2 separate regions of the Homo sapiens genome follow, and region 1 is linked to region 2. The links are chromatin loops, found by intact Hi-C in ENCODE. Cell type or tissue: dorsolateral prefrontal cortex. All regions are shown on one strand. Links, peaks and the distances in the headings refer to the core of each region. The heading gives the core; the rest is flanking DNA.

Region 1 (7,654 bases), core at 1,286-6,285, 100 kb before region 2:
GTCTCAATCTCCTGACCTTGTGATCCGGCCACTTCGGCCTCCCAAAGTGCTGGGATTACAGGCGTGAGCCACCGTGCTCGGCCAACAAATCTTTGGCTCAGGAGTTTGAGACCAGCCTGGGCAACAAGGTTGAACTCCACCTCTACAAAAAATACAAAATCAAAAAATGATAGACAGGCATGGTGGCACGTGCCTGTAGTCCCAGCTACTTGGGGGGCTGAGATGGTGTCACAGGATACTTGCGGTGTTGCTTTTCTGGCCAGAAACCTCTGTGGCCTGTGCCTGAGTTTTGCTCAGGCTTGCTGAGCTTGTTCCACCCACTTGGCCTGGCAGGCTGCACTCAGCTCACGTTACTGACTTGGATCCCATGCCTCCAAGGGCAAGCCAGACATGGACTGGCAATGGGTGTGTGAGTGAGTGAGCATGGGATCCAGCCACTGCGCACTGTCAGGCACACTGGCTGCTGCAGTGGGATGGGCAGCTCTAGGTGCCAGCATGGGGACCAGCTCACTGCAAGGCCATGGCTGGACCAGGTGCACCGCAAGGAGATTCCGTGGTTAGCACCAGGCAAGGTGGTGATGCTCAGAAGCTTGCAGACTCCAGAAACTGCAGGGATCCAAAGAGGGAGTCGCAGACTTGGCTCAGGGAGCTCCCAGGTCTGGGCTCCCCGAAGGGCCGCAACTCTTCTCTCCTTCTCTTCTCTCGCAATGTGGTAAGCGAGGGGTGTGTTTCAGTCCCATTTGTGTTACAGCTCTTTCAGCCCCACCATTCAGCAGGTCCCAAGTTTTTGTCCTGTGCCGAGGAAGAATGAGGAAAACAGACAAGTGGAGGGTGAACAAGGCAAAGAGGAGCTTTACTGAGCAACAGAATGAGTAGCAGGGAAGTGGGTAGCTCCTCTCCACAGGCAGATTGTCCTGTCAAGTGTTCAGCTCTCAGCAGAGAGGAGACCCTAGGTTGGGTAGCTCCCCTCTGCAGGGAGGTTGTTTCATCTTCTCTGTAGCTCTCAATAGAGAGGAGGATTTGGAGTGGGTAACTCTTCTCTGCAGGCAGGTTGTCCTGTCATCTCCCAAAATATGGCTGAGTCCAGGGCTTTTTGTGAGCCTCAGAGGGGGGGAAGTGCATGCTGATTGGTCCATGGGCGGCATGGGCAGGCCCAGGAAAAGGTGCCACCAGTTCCCCCTCCTCTCCTTGGGGCTGGCAGCCTGGCCCTCAGGCTTCAGGCCTTCCCCAGCCTAAAGGTGAGGCTTCACTGGGGACCCACCCCTTTCCGCCCCAGAGTCTGTCTGTTTCCTATTGCTTTCTATGGCGCCCATGCTGTTTGTGCCAAGGGGCACCTACAGGCCAGCACCAAGCTGCCCTCAGTGCCCCCTCAGCCTCCCTCCCCTGCTCATCAGCACTCAAAGTCCAGAGGGGGCTGAGGCAGCAGGGGGGAGGTGTTTCAGCACTGCCCCAAGCATGCGCACACCTGGCCAGGCTGCGATAGCACCCAAGCTTGACCCCAACCTTGTTCTGAGATCAGAGCAGGCACTGGGAGCAGGGAGAGGCCAGGCAGTGGGAGCAGACACCTGTGAGCCTGCAGGAACAGTGAGGGTTTCCTGGGCCCCCAAGAGTGCAGAGATGCCCAGGTCGACAACCACAGCTTGGGCAGCTGCACCTGCACCCAGGAGTGTGGGACTCCTGACTGCTCCCAGCCCCCTGGAGCACAGGGAGGCCCGGGTCCACAGCTGAGACTTAGGCAGCTGCCGTTGTGCCCAGGGAGCTTCCACTCTGCTAACTCGGAAGGGGTGGGGCTCCCGCTTGTCCCTGGTTCCAGCTGGCTCCATGGAGTGTGTAGCCCTGGCCACACCTCCCCTCTGTAGCTGGCATCTTGGCAGCAGCCGATCCAATGGGAGGATTGTGTGAGCCCAGGAGGTTGCAGTGAGCTGAGATCGCACGACTATACTCCAGCCTGGGTAACAAAGTGAGACCTGGTCTTAAAAAAAAGAAGGAAATATATAGCAAAAGTCTGGAAGACTGGATCCCTTTGAGGGGGACCTGGATGGGTTTAATAAGATGGGAGAAGAGCTTAATAAGAATCTCTTATTTGTATAATTAAAAAGAAAATGTTAAGATACATTTTTAAAACAAAAGATTCTTCATCTAATTTAATCCCCATCTCATCCCTCACAACCACAGCAGGAAAACTGAGTCCACATAGCAATTTCTCACCCTCTTTTCATTTTTATTTTTTGCCAGAATAAAAGGTGTCAGTGTTGCTCTGGCCACTGTTGTGGTTAGCAATGTGAATTCTGTGCCTTCAGTGCCTCTGATGGGAATCCTGCTTTGGAGGATGTGCCTCCTTCTCCATCCAGGGAGGAATTCCACCTGTAGCTTAAGACCCTCCCTCTGTTTAAATTCCTGGAGATTTTGCTGGAAGGAGTTGAAGGCAGGTTTCCTTTTGTAAGAGGCCATCCGGGCCACAATCTCAGGCCTAGAAGGGCTCTGAAATAGAGTTAGGGTGCCCCTCCATCCCCTCCTGCTGGAACAGTCACCAGACACCCCAGTAGAGGCCGTGTCTTCCCGACACCCTGCCCACCGAGACCCAGGAGGCTGGACTGCCAAAGACCCCATTTCAACAAGGGGAGCATCTGGATACTGTGTGGGCTTTGACAGGGAATAAAACAGGGTGTGAAACCCTTTTGTCCAACCCTGACTTTGGCAGGTTCTAAAACAGGTGGGGAGGCGTTGTAACACTGCTGGCTCTCCACAGTCAGCCTTGTCTTCCTTCTTTGCCCATCTGGCCCACAGGCTCAGGGAAGGTGACCAGAGTCCCATCTCCAGCTCAGCCCAATCTGATTGACTGAACCAGTCACAGTGGCCCCATTCCCCTTGTCCATTGTTGGTTTACAAATGGGCATGTGATGCAGCTCTGGCCAATGAGATGTACAGGAACATTTGCTGGGGGATAGTTTCTTAGTTTCTTTTTCTTTTTTTCTTTTCTTTTCTTTTTTGTTTTTTTAGATGGAGTCTCGCTCTGTCCCCTAGGCTGGAGTGCAGTGGCGCGATCTCGGCTCACTGCAAGCTCTGCCTCCTGGGTTCACGCCATTCTCCTGCCTCAGCCTCCCGAGTAGCTGGGACTACAGGTGCCCGCCACCACGCCCGGCTAATTTTTTATGTTTTTAGTAGAGACGAGGTTTCACCATGTTAGCCAGGATGGTCTCGATCTCCTGACCTTGTGATCTGCCCGCCTAGGCCTCCCAAAGTGCTGGGATTACAGGCATGAGCCACCGCGCCTGGCCGATGGGGGATAGTTTCTTAAAAAAACTCACAGCGAATCTTCCCCGCAGAGCTGGGAGTCTGCGTGGGCCTGCAGCTGCCATCTGGCAGGCATGGGAGGTGGGGCCAGGCTGTATGCTGAGGATGGCTGAGGGGGAAGGACTCTTTTTTCGCTCCTGTTTTTTTAAAGTTGTACATCAATATTTTATAATTGTATAAATTGTTGGAGTACAAAGCGATGTTATGATTTATGATTCTTTTTTTAGAGAGTGGGGGTCTTGCTCGGTTACCCAGGCTGGATTTCAGTGCCATAATCATAGCTCACTGCAGCCTCAAACTCCTGGCCTTAAGCGATCCTCTTGCCTCGCCTCTCAAGTAGGGGGGAGTATAGGCATGTGCCACCACATCTCTACACATTTTTTTGTAGAGATAGGGTCTTACTATATTGCCCAGGCTGGCCTCCAACTTCTGGCTTCAAGTGATCCTCCCGCTTCAGCCTCCCAGAGTGCTGGGATTACAGGCACGAGCCTCTGTGCCCATCCATGATTTATGATTCTTGATGGTACCAAATTGAGCTACTAAAGTAGCTGACCCGGAGTTGCCTTGCCTTGGGGCTGCCTGTGATGTGGGATGACAAAGCCTCCTTGTTTAGGTCATTGGAATTAGGTTTCCTGTTGCTCATGGCTGCAAACATCCTAACAGATATGTGAGGAGACCACCTCCAGCTCACCAAATACACCCCCTCTCCTTTCTTCTCAATAATCAGTGAAATTTGCTATTTCGTGCGCGCTGTGTTCCCTACCGCCGCTTGCTCCTGCTCAGGTGGGGTGAGCCTCCTCCCAGCCAATTACTGGAAATTTCTGCCAAGGGGCATCTTGGAGCCTCTCTCACCCCCGTTCTCACCAAATACAGGCACTTCCTCTGAGAGGACGGCAGAGGGCGCAGATTTAGCTTCTGTCCTGCGAATGAAGCACGCAGTACAAGGTTCCAAACTGCAAGTCAACAGCAAGCACGAAGCAGCCACACTGGAAATGGGGTGCCTCCATCGCCTGGGGCTGTGGGCTGCCATCCTCTGCCAAGCGGATGCTCTGCCACCAGCTCCACTGACATGGGCAAGCCACTTCCTGTCGCCCTGGCCCCCAGCTCCTCATGTGTAAACATGGGGGTTGAATGGGCCTCTTCCAACTAGCTGGGTTTCATCTGTTGGCTGAAAACAACGGTCCCAGTGTGCCAGCCAAAAGCAAGCCTTTCACGCCCAGACTCAGCCTCAGGGACTGCAGGGGCCAGCTCCCCCAGAGGGGCCCGGGGACAATGATGTCAAATCTGTGACATCAACACCCACACAGAAAGGATCCAGTCCTTTCAGCCTCTCAGACTCTCTCAAACTGTAACGAAATGGGTGGGGTTTTTTTTGTTTTGTTTTATTTTTGTTTGTTTGAGACAGAGTCTTGCTCCATTGTCCAGGCTGGAGTGCAATGGCGCGACCTCGGCTCACTGCAACCTCCGCCTTTCGGGTTCAAACGATTATCTTGCCTGAGCCTCCTGAGTAGCTGGGATTACAGGCTCCTGCAACCTTGACTGGCTAGTTTTTGTATGTTAGCCAGGCTGGTCTCAAACTCCTGACCTCAAGTGATCCTCCTGCCTCGGCCTCCCAAAGTGCTGGGATTACAGATGTGAGCCACTGTGCCTGGCCCGAAATGGTTATTTGAAAGGATACAAGGAGTGGCGTAATCACAGAACCAGACCAAACTGAGCCTACTCTGTTGATAAGAGAATGTCAAGTTACCTTGTAGGTATAACCAAGCCAAAACTGCGAGTCATGTAGTCCAGGCACAATAGAAAAAGCTTTGACCTCTAACAACACCGGAACCAATGATTTCTTCCTGCAGAGCCAACAGGACTGGGACATGACCAGAACCTGAACACTGGAACCCTTTCAAAAGGAAGGAGTCTATGGGCCTGGAAGATCTGGGGCTAAAATCTGCCTCAACATACCTTACCACAAATGGTTAAATTTGAAGCCCTCCAATCAGACCCTGCCAAGCCAACATTCCTAAATACTTTCCCTTGCCCTCTGACCCCTTAAAACGTGCCCCACACCCCAAATTGGAGAGAGAAGTTTGAGCTGTGCCTCCTGTCTCCTTGCTGGTCTGCCTCACAATGAAGCTTTTCTTTTCTCAAAGCTGGAGCAGCAGTGTTGGCTTCTGTGCAGTCAGGCAGCAAGCCCATTTGCTCGGTAATAGCTGGAGTGAGAGTACTGAGACAGTAGAGATAAGACTTGGCTTCAGCTCAGCCCCACTACAGCATTCCCACGGATCACAAAACCCACACCACTACCCCACGATGCCATAATGTTTAACCATGCCGCTTACTTAAAGAACTCTGGCCAGGCGCAGTGGCTCACATGTGTAATCCTAGCATTTTGAGAGGCGAGGCAGGCGGATCGCTTGAGTCTGTAAGTTTTAGACCTGCTTGGGCAACATGACAAAACCCCGTCTCTCCAAAAAAATACAAAAATTAGCTGAGCATAGTGACAAACACGTGTAGTCCCAGCTACTCAGGAGTCTGAGGTGGGAGGATCACTTGAGCCCAGGGAGGTCAAGTCTGCAGTGAGTCATGATGGTGCCATTGTACTCCAGCCTGGCAACACAGCAAGACCCTGTCTCAAAAAAAAGAAAAAAAAAAATTCCAGGAACTGGCCTGAGGAGATAACCAAGGTTGCACAGTGTCGCATCCCAGGAAGGAATTCTGAACAATTGATTTAAAGCTTTGTTGCTACCAGCCAGACCACCAGGTGGCCCATTATTATTAATGGGTCATGGTTATCCTGACCATGAAAACCATGGCAATCAAATATGCTGACCTGCACACCCTACCCCTTATGAGGTCTGCCCGGCTCAGCCTGCTCGCCCTACCCCTGATATTAGTTCCTATGCTTTGTCTAATAAAAAAATCTCCACCAGCTCTTTTTGGAGAGTCAGTCAGGAAATTCTCTCTCTCTCTCTCCCTCTCTCTCTCTCTGTCTCTCTCTCTTTCTGTCGCTCTCTCTGCCTTTCTCTCACTGTCTTTCTGTCTCTCTCTGTCTCTGTCCTTCTGTCTCTTTCTCTGTCTTTCTGTCTTTTTCTCTGTCTCTGTCTCTCTCTGTCTCTCACTCTCTGTCTCTCCGTCACTCTCTCTCTCTGTCTCTCTATCACTCTCTCTCTCTCTCTCTCTCTCTCTCTCCTCTCTAGTGCTGCCTCCCTTATGTCCAGGCATAAGCTCTAATGAAGCCTCGTCTGGGAAAACTCTTTTGGCCTCATGTCAATTTCTTTTACATCCAGAGCCAACAGCCTGTGGTGGGTAATCGTCCCTTCTCTAATTACTTGCCCAGCATCTACCAAGCAGGCCCTGTCAGCGGGAGTCCTGCCTGCACTCCTCCCGGGGCGGATGCTCTCCTCTTGGCTAGCCCAGACAGGTGCCCTTGGGGCTCCCCGCCAGGCAGGCACTGACCTCCCGCGGTCCAGCCACCTCCTGCTCTCAGGGATGCCCCAGCCGGATCTCAGCCCAGCAATCCCGGGTCTCCAGCCTGCCGCTCCACCCTGGGCTGCCTCCTGACTGTTAACACATGACATTGACAGGGACTGTCTCTGTTATGGGTTGAATGTTTGTGTTCCCCCAAAGGAAACGAGAATATTTCACCCCAAAATATACCTCTTTGGCTTATTTTGAGATGGCTATTCAGAGAGGCTGCAAACAGAAGAAGGACTTTGAAAAGCTGCCTTTCGTGAGGGAGAGTTGCACCTGGAGAGAAAATCTATGTTAGTGAAATCAATGCCCAGGCTTTCCCTGAGGACCCTGTAAGCAAGTGGGGTGCAGGGGTGAGGGGGTTGGGGGATCTCAAAGGATTATAGGAATTTAATCAACTTAAGCAATCAGCCTGTTTTGGGTTTTTTTGTTTTGTTTTGTTTTTTGTTTTTTTTGAGACAGAGTCTCGCTCTTTCACTCAGGCTGGAGTGCCAGGCTGGAGTGTGATCTCGGTTCACTGCGAACTCCACCTCCCTGGTTCAAGGATTTCTCCTGCCTCAGCCTCCCGAGTAGCTGGGACTACAGGCTCGTGCTACCACGCCCAGCTAATTTTTGTATTTTTAGTAGAGACAGGGTTTCACCATGTTGACCAGGCTGGTCTTGAACTCCTGACCTCAGGTGATCCACCCACCTTGGCCTCTCAAAGTGTTAGATTACAGGCTTGAACCCCCACGCCCAGCCTATCAGCCTGTTTTACAGCCTCCTGCCCTGCAGCCTGTTTCTTCCAAGCCCTGTTTAGAATGCAGTCACCCACTTGATTCAAACCAGCTCCCAACAGACCCTAGCAACTTACAGATGAACCCAAGTGACCTTTCTTGTTACCATGCTAAAGTCT
Region 2 (7,654 bases), core at 1,628-6,627:
GGCTGGCACAGGGTTCAGATCATCCTGGTGCCCAAGCACCCTCACACCTAGAGGCAGCCGCTCTTTCTATGGGTCCTGTTTGCAGGCAGGACCCTGAGCTCAGAGAAGCTGAGTGCCCTGCCCATGGGCGATCGCTCCAATTACTCCACCTGCCCCGGGGTCCCCACTGCTGAGGGGGTGGACTGCCTGCGGGCTAAGCAGGGCCTCTGGGGTGTCTCTACTCCAGGACAGGTAGAGTCAGATTCCAGATTCTCTAAGATCTTGGAATCTGAGTGGGGCAGGGGCGGCCCCTTGCTCAGCAAGAGCCTCTAGGGATCTCCATCCTCACCACTCCTCCAGGTGTCAAGCCTTTCAGGGTGTCAGGCACCCATAAGCACTTTGCAGCCTCTTTTTCTCCTCATCCCGCCTCGGGGAAGCCCTCAGAGCTTGAGAAGGCTGTGCTAGTCATCTGTGTTTTTGCAGCCAGAAAGTGGGGGATCCCAGCGCTGCTCCTGGCTGCTTCACTCTCATGCCACCTCCTTTAAGGCCCATCATTTCCCTGCCAAACACCATTACTGTGACAGCAGCAGTGGCTCTTGGCACAGCCAACTACTAGTCTGTGAGCCCATGGTGCCCACCAGGGGACAGAGGACCCTGAGCCCAGGCTCCCAGCTCTTTACCTGGGAGGGTAGGTCCAGAGATGCACAACCCCAATAGCTGGTGCTGAAAGACCAGGTCCTCAAGGCCGGGTGCGGTGGCTCACGCCTGTAATCCCAGCACTTTGGGAGGCCGAGGCGGGTGGATCACGAGGTCAGGAGATCGCGACCAACCTGGCTAACATGGTGAAACCCCTTCTGTACTAAAAATACAAAACAAAATTAGCCGGGTGTGGTGGCGGGCGCCTGTAGTCCCAGCTACTCGGGAGGCTGAGGCAGGAGAATGGCGTGAACCCAGGAGGCAGAGCTTGCAGTGAGCTGAGATCACGCCACTGCACTCCAGCCTGGGCAACAGAGCGAGACTCCGTCTCAAAAAAAAAAAAAAAAAAAAAAAGACCAGGTCCTCTATCTCCCCCACATATGGCTCTTCCACTACGGGACACCTGTGGCCTCAGGTGAGGCTTGCAGAGAACCTTTGTGCCTATCACTCTTTTGATTTGTGCGTTTGATTTTATAAAGATCCCTGTAAGCCAGCAGGCATCGTCCCTGGCCTGGAGATGTAGAAACTGAGGCCCAGGGACAAAGTGACTTACCCAAGGTCCCATAGCTCAACTTGGCAGAACTGGGACCCCACCAGCCCCCTAAACTTTACACTGACCACATCTCTACTCCAGCAATGACACAGAGCACCCTCTGCTACCTGTACCCCCAGTCCAGAGACCAAGCTCCAGGCTTGCAGGAGGTCTACTTACTGGCCTCGAAGCAGAGCTGGGCACCCATCAGTCTAAGGTCCTCGGGCACAGGTCCCCAGGTCTAGAAGGAACTGCCTGGAGAAGGCCAGTGGACAGGTTACCAAAGATTCAGCAGGTCTGCTTTTTATGGGCCAGAGATCACGTTACAAAGTTGATGATTAATTCAATGGTGCTGTCATGTGTTACTATATCCAGGGGATTTCCCAGTGATTTCTCCTGACTCGCAGACTGACCTGCTGGAGCTGGCCGGCCTAAGAGAAGGAAACAGGAATGGGGGTCTGGCCTGGGTAGGTCTTACGGTAGCCTTCTTTCTCACTTCTGACCAATCTCAAGCTGGCTGTGCATTGTAATGGTCCAAGCATGTTAATAAATACCTATGTCCAGCCCCGCCCCCAAAGACTCCGGTTCCACTGGCCTAGGGTGGAACCCAGGCATCAGGAGTTTACAGAGCAACGCAGATGATTCTAATGTACAGCCAGGATGGAGATTCACTGCAGCAGACCCTGGCACACAGAAGGAACTCAATCTGTGTTGCTGAAGCAGATTGAATTGCATTTGCTGTATCCCAGGACCTGGGAAATTGTGCACCTCCAACAGAAAGGAGGGGTAAAGCAGACAGAAGAGGAGAGGAGCTGATGGTCCCTCCAGCCTTTCTCACTGGAATTTCTGGGAATTCCACTTTCCCAGAACTGCCACAAAATGCAAATAGCCCTACAGACAGTCACTGCAAAGGTCTAGCTCCCAATGTGTTAGCACTGGAAAAGAAGCCAAAGGTATTCTAGCCCGTCAATATTTATTTCGGTTAGGAAAACTGAGGATCATGGAGGGAAGGTGGCTTACTCTAACCTAGTGCTCCTCACTCACATTGCAACATACTCTCAAATCTCCTGGGGATCTTGTTAAAATGCAGATTGACTCAGAAAGCCTGAGGCCCTACCTGAGATAAGTGGACCCGACTTTTTTTTTTGAGACAGGGTCTCACTGTCATTCAGGCTAGAGTGCAGTGGTGTGATCATGGCTCACTACAACCTCAAACTCCCAAGCTCAATTGATCCTCCCACCTCAGCCTCCTGAGTAGCTGGGACCACAGGTGCATTCCACCATGCTCAGCTAATATTTCTGATATTGTGAAGACAGGTCTAGCTATGTGGCCCAGGCTGGTCTCAAACTTCTGGCCTCAAGCAGTCCCCCCATCTTGGCATCCCCAGGTGCTGAGATTACAGGCATGAGCCACCGCACCTGGCCAAGTGGACCCCACTTTCGGGGGCAAGGGCCTGGTGGGTTTGGAGCCTTGTGAGTGCCCTGACCCTCAACCTGTGGGCTAAGCCCCTCCCAAGACCCCAGATCAAGGCCACAATCAGTGACTGCTCGGCTAAGGGATGGCTAGTGCCAGGTACGTCTCCACCTTAGTGCAGGCTGCCTTGGGTGGTTCCCCAGAGCGCTGCAGCCATGCATCTTGTTAATAAATCACACTCTCATGAGAGGTATGTATGGCATCTTATTAGGGAAGTCAACTCTGAGCCTCAGACTGTCTGGAAAATTACCTGGCAAGCTATGGCCCTCAGGCCACCCAAAGCCAGCAGGCTGGGGTGGTATAGTTGCATCAGTGGGACCTTGGGCCATGAGGCAGCTGGGGGGCAGAGGAGGTCATTCTGAGGAGCTAAAAAACCTGCCTAAAGCCTCCCGTCCAGGGTACAGGCATACCCGCCACACACTCTGTGTTTGTTTATTGAACAAACTGCCAGGGTTCAGGACATGCCACCCCAAAATATGGCACTTTGGCATTTAAGAAAACAGCAGAAGCAGGAAGGCCTCGCTCACCTTCCCTTTGCCCGAATCCCCTGAAGTAGGGCCATGAGGCCATAAGACCCATCCTTACCTCTGAAGACACAGGGACAGAGAGAAGAATCTGAACAGGCTGGCCGACTCTCCCCGGTTTATTACCCCTTCCCCCTTTAGCCAATCACTTCTCCACGATGCCCACTCTTCATGAAACCAACGCATAAAAATACATGTCCCCATTTCTTTGGGTCTTCATTTCCAAAGGCCCCTGTGTCATGTAAAATTTACATGAAATAAATTTGTGTGCTTTTCTCTTGTTGACCTGTCTTTTGTTATAGGTGTCCTAGCCATGAACCGAGCAATGGGTGGGGAAAGATTTTACTTTTGTACTTTTCCTCCCCTGCAGAATGCTACCGTTTTTGTTGTTGTTGTTGTTGTTTTTGAGAGGGAGTCTCGCTCTGTGGCCCAGACTGGAGTGCAGTGGCACGATCTCGGCTCACTGCAACCTCTGCCTCCCAGGTTCAAGCAACTCTCCTGCCTCAGCCTCCCAAGTAGCTGGGACTGTGGCGCTCTCCATGATGCCCAGTTAATTTTTGTATTTTTAGTAGAGATGAGGTTTCACCATGTTGGCCAGGATGGTCTCGATCTACTGACCTCGTGATCCACCCGCCTCGGCCTCCCAAAGTGCTGGGATTACAGGCGTGAGCCACCGCTCCTGGCCCGGAATGCTACCGTTCTAAGTCCAGAACTTACCTGACAGTCCTCATGGCAACTCCTCAAAAAGGTCCTGTTTATTGTAATCATTTCCATTATACACGTGGGGAAACTGAGGCACACGACAGTTACGCAGCTTGTTCAGCTCACTAGGCATGACGTGACAGGCTGGGATTGGCCCAGGTATCGTGGCTGGAGACCGTCTGCCTTGCGCCCCTCCACGGCCACTCGCCGCGGAGACTCCGCCCCTTGGAAGTGCCCCCTAATTAGGAATATCTCCTCCACTGGACTGCGCGGGCACAGAGCAGGAGATTTGTAGATAGGCCTAACTTGCTGCTGAGTGTCAGGTTGAGGCTGCCCCGCAGTAGATGTCACCCGCCAGCCCCGCTGCAAACCTTTGCTCTGAGAGGGGCGGGCCCGTGCCCTCAAGCGCGGGGCGGTCTCCGCTGTGCAGAGACTGAGGCGGCCCCTGCTGGCGGCGGTCAGTACTGCAGGAGGCGCCGAGGGCCCGGGAGCCCCCAAAGCCGGGAGGGGCGCCCCAGAGGGAGGTGAGCGGCGCCGAGGCTCACTATACCGCAGCTCCCACACACCCGTCTCCCAGGGTGGGTGGTAGCCTCACTGGGACCCCTCTGTTGCAGTCGGCCTCTCTTGCCCAGAGCCCCATCACTACACATGTCTTCACGCAGGTTATCTCTCAAGACTCAACCCGCGCTCCGGGAAGAGCCTGGCACACGAGGAAGCCACTGCTGCCCCGCGCCCACTCCAGCGTGCGGCCCAGCGGGACCGGGAGCCCAGCCCAACCTGGGGCACTGTCAGGCAGCCCGGTCCCTCGTGGGCCCTGCCATTAAGGCCCAGGGACGCCTACCTATGACACTTGCCAGCCCTCATCCGTTCCCCGCCGGGCCAAAATCTCAGAGGGCAGGGGCTGCCCTGCCTAGAAACCAGCCCCAGAACATCAGGGCCGCGGGCGCTGTGGGCGGTCGGCCAGGGCGCGCAGGGGCCAAACAGGGCAGCGTTGGGAGCTTTTGCACAAGGCACCCCTCTGCCAGCCTCATGGCCCAGCCATGCCACCCCCGTGAACCAAGTGTGCTGGCCCACAGCAGCGCTCTGCACAACAGCCCCAGCCTGGAAACAAGCGAATGTCCACTGCTGTCCACCTCACACTCAGCTGGGGGAGCTGAACTGCTCAGATCCCCGGGAATGCAGGGCCCATTCCCCGGAGGCCAAGGCCAGTGTCCCACCCACACCCAGTCCAGGCCTATGCTTCCCCGGGTCTGCCGCCTAAGCAGCCCTGTCCCTGATCTCTGTCTCAGAGGCTGCTCCCGGCCCAGCTTCCCACAACCATCAGCAGGACCTAAACTGCCACATATGCGCGCCATGGAATACTGTGCCAATGACAACAAATTACTGCTACCTGCAACGACGAGGATAAACCTCACAGCCGTGAGGCTGATGTAAGGGAAGACCCAAAGAGCACCGCGTGCTGCCATTCATAGGAAGTTCAGGCAAAACCCATCCGTGGTGTTCGAAGCAGGACAAGGCTGCCTTTGGGAGGTAGTGATCGGCAGGGACACGGGAAGCCTCTGGGGAGCTGGAAACGTCCTGCACCTTGATCGTGGTCACACAGGTGTGTAGATGTACAAAAAAACCCTTCCAATCGGACCCTCAAATCATACATAAATTGCGTCTTCGTGTTATGTTGGCTAAGCCCTTCCAGCCCTAACAATGTCGTTCTGGCGGAGCTGGTGAGTCAGGGAGCATCCACGCCGCCTGGGAAGACCGGCTCTGGAGGCTGGAGGGCTTGACCAGCACTGCCACCCGGTGGCCGGCAGCGGAACTGACCACAGGCCTGGTGCCCTGGAGGGAATGGGCCACAAACGCTCCGCCAGGACTGCACCTGTGTCCTAGGCGCCGCCCTCAGCCACCAAGTCGGCCTGCCTCTCGAGCACCCAACAACTCCAACAAGCCCTCTGGACCAATAGCTGCAGCCCCCACGGGGCCTTGGGGGTGGGAGGGAGGAGAGGGAGGCCAGCCTGTAGCACAGTACCAGCCCAGAGTTATTAACAGGTCTGTGCTGTCACTTCCGCTCTGCTGCGGTCCTCCTGGGTCCTGATTCTGCCGAGCGCCTCCACAGCCTTCCTCCCTCCTGGTTCTCCCCGCCAGCAGCCAGCACGGGAGCGCCCACTGGGCATGAATGGGGAGCCTGCCAGAGAGGGGAGCTGGGGGAGAGAGGCACAGCTTCCAGGCCTGGCGTGGCTGCTCATGCCTGTGCGTGAGGGAAGGGTCAAGGGAAAGGTGTGCCCTCTCTTCTTTTGGTTTCTTGTTTTCCTTTTTCCCGTGCCCCCTCACCCCATACACAACTGTCAGGGTGTCTGTCCTGGAAAGACACCTGGTACCTGCCCTGGTGGTGCCTGCCCTGTGTGGGGTGTGTGTATGCGTGTGCATGCGTGTGCATGTGTGCATGCATGTGTGTTCAACAGGAATTGATTTAGTGCCTGCTATGTGCCAAGCACTGTCCCAGTTCTGGGTAACCAGAGATTGAAGGAAACCCAATCCTCATCCTTCAGCCACTTTGTGCATGCCCTGGAATTTAGGTAAGTGCTACAAGAGGGCCAAACTGAGGGCTGGGAAAACCAGCGGTGTCGAGGGGTTGTTATGCCCAGGGAATGGGTGAAGGTTTTGTGGAAGAAGAGTTATTAAAATTGTGCCCTGAAAGGTAAATAGGATTTCAACAGCCAAGAAAGGAATGAAAGGCATTTCAGGGAGAAGGAATACACACACAAAAGCATAGGAAAGGAGACATGATCTGTGCTGTATGGTTGTATCAGGTAGGATTAGGATTGCTTGCATGCAAGAGAATGTCCAAAAGGACAGTGGCTTGAGCAAGGCATGTTCATTTCTTTTTCACATAAAATAAGCTGAAGACAGGCAGTCCAGCTAGTCATGACACCTCTGCAGCCATAGGGGACCCAGGCTTTCTCCGCTGTTCAGCTCCACCATTCTAGCACTGGCCTCAAGGTCACGTCATGTACCAAAAGTGCTGCTGGAACTCCAGCCAGTACATCAGAGCTCCAAGCATCAGGGAAGAGAAAGACTCAAATGGGCACTCCTCTAAGCTAAGCCAAGCCAGCTTGCAATTAAGCTGATTTACTGGAGGGCCTATGTAACGTTTTCATTTATAGCTCATTGGCCAGAACCTTGTCACATGGCCACAGCTAGCTGCAAGGGAAACTGAGAAATGTGGTCTTTATCGGGAAGAGCAGCTAAAAATTGGGGTCTGTCACTAAGGAAGAAGGAGAAACTGGATGTTGGTGGGAAGCCAGCACTGCCTAGCCCAGGGTAGAGTGGAGCAGTGGTCCTTCAACTTGTGGGGAGGGGGGCAGGAAGGCAGCCTGATCACAGGGGCCGTGCCGTGGAGGGGCTGGACTCTTCCATAGCAAATAGGGGATTGCTGAAAGATTCTCAGCAGGAGCCAAGGGTTGAGGAACCTGGAACTGTCTGCTTGGGGGAAAGAACCATTGGGCAGAAAATGGAAGCATGCAAGGAGGGGAAGGGAACTGTGAGAAGTTAATAAGGGCACGAGGCAGGGAAGGGCACCCCAGGAGAGCCAAGGCTAAGCCTGGCAACAGTGGGAGGTGATGCCAGGGCCCCGGGGAGGGACACAGATCTACTGAGGGTAGTCTGGGAGGAACACAGTACTAGCAGATAGCTGTGTCTGAGGCAGCTGTTAACCATCAAGTCAGGTGGCTCAAAGGCAACTGAGAATCCAAG

The links. A loop is a pair of places that touch in the nucleus more often than their neighbours do. Peaks named below come from ENCODE experiments on the same cell type or tissue, not always from the same donor. Only the 100,000 strongest peaks of a DNase experiment are listed, where the experiment ranks them.
Region 1: a loop joins it to region 2, with 9 times the contacts of the local background. A loop is called at or near these places in 103 of 110 quality-filtered maps.

The regions. Positions count from the first base shown.
Region 1 is chr2:96,403,329-96,410,982 of GRCh38, forward strand. No RefSeq gene overlaps it. Among named protein-coding and RNA genes, the nearest start is that of NCAPH, 71 kb to the left of the region's middle. In dorsolateral prefrontal cortex, for the core only: CTCF peaks have their summits at 4,192 (motif pointing right) and 4,393; DNase peaks (open chromatin) are centred at 1,833, 3,323, 4,373 and 5,473; H3K4me3 peaks cover 2,042 bases; H3K27ac peaks cover 5,000 bases.
Region 2 is chr2:96,503,872-96,511,525 of GRCh38, forward strand. NEURL3 (neuralized E3 ubiquitin protein ligase 3) reads right to left here and starts at 1,486. Exons shown (of 4, transcript NM_001285485.2): 1 at 1,388-1,486. The coding sequence starts at 1,415. RefSeq lists a silencer at 4,245-4,584. In dorsolateral prefrontal cortex, for the core only: CTCF peaks have their summits at 4,363 (motif pointing left), 4,566, 5,699 (motif pointing left) and 5,898; DNase peaks (open chromatin) are centred at 4,330, 5,186 and 5,700; H3K4me3 peaks cover 1,858 bases; H3K27ac peaks cover 570 bases.